Linked DNA regions of Homo sapiens: region 2 is linked to region 1. The links are chromatin contacts, found by Hi-C or POLR2A ChIA-PET in ENCODE. All regions are on one chromosome and are shown on one strand. Each heading gives the region's core, a stretch centred on a gene start or an enhancer-like site at or near the end of the contact. The rest is flanking DNA. Distances are from core to core; before and after follow the strand shown.

Region 1 (3,600 bases), core at 148-2,647:
CCTGGGAGAGCTTGTCAGAAATTCAGGATCTCAGACCCCACCCCAGTCCTGCAGAACTACAGTCTTCATTTAAACAAAACTCCCAGGGATTCCTTAGCCACCCAAAAGTCAGAAGGCCTGATCTACAGGATAACTGCTGCACCCACTACTGGGTAGGGCCCTACAGGGATGCTGGAAGGGTGCATCTGGCAAACATCACTCCCTCACTGGGAGGCACTTTGAGAAGAAGGGCCAGGTGCAACTTCCTGCAGGTGTTACTTTGAGAAGACACATTTCACACCTGGTTCATTTCTATCCAAAGTTCATGTAACATCTGCCTACTTCAACGAGATAGGAACACAAATGACAATAACACATAGCAGTGATGATACAGCAGGGGAGGTATGAGGGCCTTTTCTTAATGGCATTTGAAATGAAGTTGCCAGTGGCCCCAGTCCCTTCTCTTGTGGCCTCTCCCCATCCTGCTAAAATTCCCAGTGTCCTTTCATCAAAGAAAACCTATTCTTTATGGAACGAATCTACCAAGAATCACTTACACCTCTGTGCGAATTCAATCAATGAATATTTGCATTTCTATACTTTTGATACCTGTTCCAGCTGTGCCAGAGTTTACAAACTCATGGGGGAGGAATTTGTGTGCAGAAAAGTTACACTGTTCAGGCAAGCCTTGCCAGCTTAGAATGCAGGTCCTGAAAACAATGCTGTCAACACAGAAATCTAAAAAGCAGTTTACCATTTATAAAATTATTTCCTTAGGCACCAACTTTATAGATGAAAAGACTGAAGTTCAGAGAGGCTGTGACTTGCCCAAAGTCACACAACTAGTAAGTGGTTAAACTGAGATTTCAGCCTCGTCTTCAACTATAATTTTTTTGTTCTTTATACTGTTTAGGCGCTTCTATATCAGGAGAATTCTTGTCTATCCAAGAATACCAAGTCCCTCTTCTCTATTTTTCATTACTTCATGCAAAAAATATTTTGGTCGGCACCTTTTTGTGTTTAGAGTTGAGAAAAGAGGACAAGTAAAGGGGAAATATTTCTCTCTCTTCACCCATCCAATTGCTATTTTCAACCTCAAGAACCTTACAGACCAATAAAGGAGAAAAGACATACTGAGAACACTGTATCATATTCCTATTCCTCTGGTAGGGACTAAACTTGGCTTCAACATCCAATTTTTTGGCCCCATAAAGTCTGACGTCCTCCCAGTGACAAACACTAATTTTCAGAGTTACCCTCTCTTGGGGCTCTTTACTGCCAACTCCTGAATCAAGTATGCTAACAACATCTCATTCTGCGTCAGTGGACACATGGAACTAAGCCACTTTACCACAGTCCAGAAAAAATCCACTTGTGCCAAGCATTTTGTGAATTTAGATAATGTGTTGAAAGCTGAGAGTCACGGAGTGGCAATCGCCTTGTGGGTATGTGGTTGTTCTTCCTTTCCTCCGTCTATCCTGCTCACCCACTCTTCCCGACTCTGGGAAGCCACAATTCTTCCTCCTTGGGGGCAAGTCATTCAGCCATCTCCTAATCCTCAAGTTGTATAACCCAAATGTATCATAGCACTCAGAAGGAAAAAAGGACTTTCCCTCTGCCATGAGAACTTTAGATTGCAGCTGATATTTTATTTTTAAATAAATGATTTTATTAACAGGTAATGTGCACACATTAGAAGCACATCATTTGATAATTTTCCACAAAGTGAACACACCTGTGTAACCATTAGGCAGACCTAGACACAAGGCAAGAGCAGCATCCAGAGCCTCCTGTCTGAGACAGGTGGTAATTTTAATAGAAAATTCTTGCTATTATACACATGAGAGGAACATGGAAAGTGCCATGAGAAGTGAACAATATCTTGCCAGAAAATGGAGGAGACTTTGACCTGGGTAAAGGGAGCAAAGAGGGCTCCAGACTCGAACCCTGCAAGATGGATGGCATTTGGTCCAACAGAGAAGGGCTGGGTGCATGAGTGGGATGTGCCTAGTGGCAGAAATGGCTTGACTGTACAAAAGTGCATGGAGGGTTTCCACTATCAGTGAGGAGCCCAGTCTGGTCTGTGTCTGGAGGTGGGGAAGGGTGGGGTAGAGTGTTGGAGAAGCTAAGGCTGGAACCACGTTGTGAAGGATCTGGAATGGCAGTGTCAGTGTTGTCCAGTGGTTTTTGCACAATTTTAGATATATCTGCTAAGACTCAGTGTTGCAACTGACAAAAAAAAATACCAGGTTTGTTTAAGGAAAAAAAATGCTGTATTGCCTCAGACATTACTTGATCCAGGGTTCAAATGATGACTGAGACTACTTTTCCTTGCCTCCTTTTGTTATTTTAACTGTGTCCTTGGTGTTGCCACCTTTTAATGTGGGTTTCCCCAAAGCAGACCCTGAGGCAAGAATTTGACTGTGATTTGGAAGATGCAGGAGGTACCAGTGAGAGTGTGGGGAAGTGAGACAGGGAAGGGAAGATAGCCAAAAAGCGGTGCAGGATCCAGCCAGCTCTCCCTGTGGGTATCTGGAGCTTAATCCCACAGTGCAGCTCTGGGAAACCTGGTGGATTGCATGCCTCAGTGTTACCCACCTGAGGGGCGAGGCAGCTGGGGCAACAATTCCCATCAGTCGATGGTAGAGGGCCTCCCTGAGGGAGTATTAATTCCCCGGCGCTTCCAGCTGCTGGGCACTCAGGCAGTGCAGCCTTCGGAGAGTTCTGAGAAAGCCCATGGGCAAAGAGATGCAGCTGGAAGCGGCTGGCACCCTGAAGCGGAGAGAACCCGTAACAGCTGCCTGACAGCTTCAGCCTCTTCTTCACTCTTAGTAGGCTCTGCCTTTACACACACACACACACACAAACACACACAAACGGCAGCCCCATGTCTTGGGGATGGAAATAAGAGATTTTCTTTCCCAATAACTGAACAAAAAAACTGATCCTGGCTTTCATTTTATCCAAATTGGGTCACTTAAATGACTCCCTGAGGTCAGCGGGAGGTGATACTTCTAGGAAAGGATCCTCATGCAGTTAACTGACTCGGCAGAGGAGGGAGGAGAATGAGTCCACAGGGCAAAACAAGGAGTCCGGCTGGGGTGTCATGGGAGTGTCCCGTAGACAACTGGTGTGTGGTACTGAAGCCTGAAGCCTGAGGAAGAGCTTGGACTGAAAACATTTAAGTGTGTGTGTGTGTGTGTGTGTGTGTGTGTGTGTGTGTGTGTGTGTGTCTTCATTTGGGTTTCTGCAAGGTAGACCCTGAGACGAGGACTTGGGTGCCGGTTGTTTATTTGGGAGGTGATCCCAGAAAGCAGCCATGAGGGAGTGGGAAAGTGAGTCAGGGCAGGAGGAGAAACCCATTCAAGGGGCATTAATGAGCACAGTGCTCTGCGGGCAAGTGGGCTCCCTCCCGCTGGGGCCCTCTGGGAACCAGGGTAGAACATACCTCAGAATTTCTCACCAAGGTGTAGCAAACTGGAGTTTCCTTCACTATCTCCCATCCCTCATTGTCTGAGAAACTTTCTGAGGCATCTACTCTCCCATCTTTCAGACCTAAGCTGTATGTGGGCCCGGCGTGTGCCTGTGGCCGGAGAACGCCCCCAGGTCGACAGGTACGGA
Region 2 (3,736 bases), core at 860-3,359, 200 kb before region 1:
TACTAAGCTTTCTAGCACAGGTTTTTTATTTTTCCCCACCCCCAGGACTTCAAACTTGAATAGTCTCAGCATTCCTTTAATCCTACAGAATAGACTTCTGAAAGTTTTTCAAGTTACTGTTGCAATAATCTCAGGGCCTTGTCCTTGTACACGGCCTTCAGAACAAAGGTTAGGTCAAAGTAATGAATATTGGGCGCAAATTAACCAAATTTTGTCTGGTGTGAAAGGACATCCTCAAACCTTTAAGGGTACTTTTTTTTTAATCAGAGATTTTTCAAAGATTTAAATATAAAAGTAAAATAAATTCCGCACAGCCTTAGTTCAAACGAAAAGCCTCCAAAGTAGAAATTTATGTCAATAATTTAAGCAGAGAATAAACCAGCAGTATAACATAAATAACACTTGAGACTATATTTACTATTTCTTAGGATGAATACAAGTCAACACGAAGACATCTGAAGGTATTGAATGTTCGTTCACCAAGTGACAAATACTGAAATGGCTTCCTAAATTCCAGACAAACTACAACTTAGCGATCTGAAAAACATTAGCCTAGACTTTATGAAAGGAAATGCTGCCGTCTCTTCAAGTTGATGTCTAGCCTAAGCCACCATTATTCATGATACAAAGCTCTCATTTCACTAAAACCACTCCTCGATTTCCTTTTGCCGACCTCTGCATACCAGCAGCCTAGTCTTTCTTCATTCACCACTCACAAACTCGAGGGGTGGGGGGAAGACCACAGATGTCTGGAAGATACAAAGTAGGAGACAACGCTCCCTCCAAAAGGGAAGAGAACGAAGGCAACAACTACATACACCCAACTGCCAAAGCTTTCAAGCTTGGCAGATTCAGAAGCAGGCTATAGGAACTTAACTTCGAAAAGTCTCGGTTCAAAGTCCTCTCTCCAGACAAAACACTGAAAGAAGTTGCAATGCTTGAATTCCATTTGGCCAGCTTTGGAGCGAAGGAAAAATTCACTCCGCTGAAAAGAAAACGTGCTCTATAATTCAATTTTAGCTGCCATCAAACTATTTGAATAAATTTAAATTATTTCTACGAACAAAATTCTCGAAGCGGTCTGAGTCAGAGGCTGAATCCTGCAGTTCACTTGGTAAGAAACAGTAAGCCATCACCTTCGCCTTCCTCCACCCCCTTATTTCACCAGGGTCTCATACCCACTACCATAAATCCATAAGACTCCCAGTACATTATCCACTGCTTTCACTCACCTGCATAGTACGCTAAAATACAGGTGCAAGACATGGATTTTTTATGTGCTCACCCTACTGACGCATCGCACCCGCTGCACTTAGAGTTTAGTTGCTCTAAGGTTTAAAGTTGCTTCGATTCAAACTCACATAGCCAGGGCATTAAAAAAAATAATAACACTTCTATTCTTAAGAATGAAAGAGGAAATCTTAAGAGAAAGTCCACTGGTCCGATCCCCAGGACTGATGGGACTTAGGGTGGCGTCTCTGCCTCAGCGCCCGAACCCCAACTCGCCGCAAGAGCTGAGAAGGCGGAGCCCCCCGTCCCCACCCCGCCCCCCACCCAGGGCCCGGCGCATCCCGAGGCACCGGGTCCCTCCCCCAAACTCGGCCAAGGCCAGAGCCCCGGACGGAAACCACAGACCCCCACCCCCACCCCCACCCCGCCTGCCATCCGGGCTCCTGTACGCGCCCCCGCGGCGCCCCCTCCCCGCAAGCGATGCCCCCAGGGCCCCAGAGAGGCAGCGCGACCGGAACCCGGGCCCGGCCGCCGCCCTCCGCGCCCCGGGCGCGGCCCACCCTCACCGTCCCCCACCTGAGCTCCCCGCTCCCAACCCCAGGCCTCCCGGCTGCGCCCAGCCCGCCGCCCGGACCGCGCGCCTGCTACGAAGTTTGGCTCCGAGAGGAAGCGGGAGCAGCCCCGGAAGGATAAGGAAAGGAGCGCCCAAGCACCTCAGGGGAACAGGCTCCTCCCGCCGCGGGAGTCCGACCGTCCTCGACCTGCGGTGGCGGCTCGGCGGGGACTGAAGCTGCTCCTCAGACCTTCCTCCGTCTCCGCCTCCCCTCGCTCTCCGCTCCCGGGGCCGGGCCAACGCTGCTGCCACAGACCGAGAGGCTTAAAATGGCGCCGCACAAGGAGCTCTTATAAGTCGCGCAGAAGCCGCTGTATCCTGCCGCCACCGGCGCAGCGCGGAGCGTTCCGCCGCGCGAGGACAAGGGGCGGGGCGCGAGGGGGCGGTGGAAAGTAGTCCCCGCGCCGCCCAGCAGTCTGCTGCCGTCTGAGCGCCCCGGGCCGGGGTGGGGTGCCTGGGCACCCCACGGACGCTCCCCGGGGTGACGGCTGGCGGCTGCCCGCTGCGCGGCCTGAGGGCAGCCCGTGAGGGCGCTGTGGTCTGCATCGGGGAGGCCGGGCCCCCGCGGCCTGGGTTGGGGAAGGTGGCCCTGGTATCCTCCCCTGTCCCAAGCCCGACGCCCCCGCCCCGCGCGTTTCCCGAACCGGGAGAGCAGCTGCAGGACTCGGCGCGCCTTTCCCGCGGCCTGCGGAAGGTGGCATCTCGGCCCCGGCCTTCGAGTACCGCTCGGGGCGGCCGGGACAGGTCCTGGGAGGGCGGAAGTTCGGGGCCAGGGCGGCGGCAGGGGCTCGGGTTCAGCGCCCGCCCGTCTTGGGGCGCTCCTGGCCCCGCAGCTGCCCCGTCGCTGGTCTGCGGGTTCCCGGCCGGGCGCGGGTTAGGGGGCCTCGCCGACCTTGTGGTCTGTGCCGCACACTCCCTGCTGGACCTGGGTCGCAGCCCAGTCTCACAGCACCCCCAAAGCCCCCCACTGTCCGGATGGTGGATCCCACCTCTCAGCAGGCTGTTCAGCTTGAATTTCGACCTGAATCACCGGGCCGAGCCGCCTTCTGTCCCCACTCACGAAGGCTGTGAACTCTCCGTAGAACGGGCGCCAAGCCCGCAATTCAACAAGTCCTTAGGAGTACCTACTGTGAACAAATAACTAATGGAAATGGATTAGCTCCAGAGCGCTGTCAATTAGGTTAATTCTTATAGATTCCATTTTTATCTGGTTCCACTTGTCACTAGGTATCAATAGATTTATTTGTGGGGATTTTTCTTTGGAGAAGAAGATTTTTACGGTATTACTTATTTGTGAAATCCAAGTATGTTTATAGAGAAAGCTATCGATTAAGCAGCCTCCAATTTTTTAACTAATTTTCTATTTAAAAACGTTTGTAATTCATTTCAATAGACTGAAAAATGTTTCCCATTCTAATGCAGCAAAATTGACGTTTGTCGAAGCTGCAACAAGTATGATCGATTCAGTTTCTCTAGGCTATTGTTTGTGCTTATTTTTCCTCCAAAACATTGGAGAGAGTACAAAAAGCAGCAGTGAAAGTTACCTCTGTGCTTTTATCCCAGGACTACAATTAATACAAGCAAACAATAGGTCTTAACACATAGATGCAGGCGGAAAACCCACTTATTCATTCACTCATGGAGGTAGGATATGTAGTTTAAGGCACAGCTCATGTTTCAGGGCCAGCGTATTCTTTAAATAACTTTTATTTTTGTCTTAAAGATATTTTACTATATAAGTGGTAATGCCAACTGCCGTCTGTCACCATAGCACATGTGGGCCACTGCAGTGGAAAAAGTCTACACACTAAGATGATGTTCAGTGAGATCCATTGTCTAGAAAGACCTTCTCATTTGTATCTTTCCTACTAATTCTGTAGAATCTAAGTGTAG

What was found. A loop is a pair of places that touch in the nucleus more often than their neighbours do. ChIA-PET counts read pairs that join two places held with the same protein, here RNA polymerase II (POLR2A). Pooled maps may share reads with other maps.
Region 2: a map of tibial artery shows a loop between it and region 1 (5-fold over the local background). The contact joins the promoter of CTNNB1 here to the enhancer-like site in region 1. A Hi-C loop is called at or near these places in 3 of 168 maps with a recorded cell type or tissue (ascending aorta, endometrial microvascular endothelial cells and tibial artery) and 9 of 50 pooled maps. POLR2A ChIA-PET finds 5 or more read pairs at or near these places in 6 of 52 experiments (H1, SK-N-SH, WTC11 and 2 more).

What each region holds. Positions count from the first base shown.
Region 1 is chr3:40,998,393-41,001,992 of GRCh38, reverse strand. No RefSeq gene overlaps it. Among named protein-coding and RNA genes, the nearest start is that of CTNNB1, 200 kb to the left of the region's middle. RefSeq lists an enhancer at 3,144-3,600. Within about 2 kb of position 1,397, at least 2 of the 41 ENCODE cell types and tissues checked have a DNase peak (open chromatin) inside an H3K27ac peak, as active enhancers do; they include ascending aorta and tibial artery, where a contact is called at or near this core.
Region 2 is chr3:41,197,878-41,201,613 of GRCh38, reverse strand. It overlaps CTNNB1 (catenin beta 1), which reads right to left and starts at 2,109. Exons shown (of 15, transcript NM_001904.4): 1 at 1,944-2,109. RefSeq lists enhancers at 1,239-1,348, 2,059-2,118, 1,460-2,406 and silencers at 1,699-1,818, 2,249-2,708.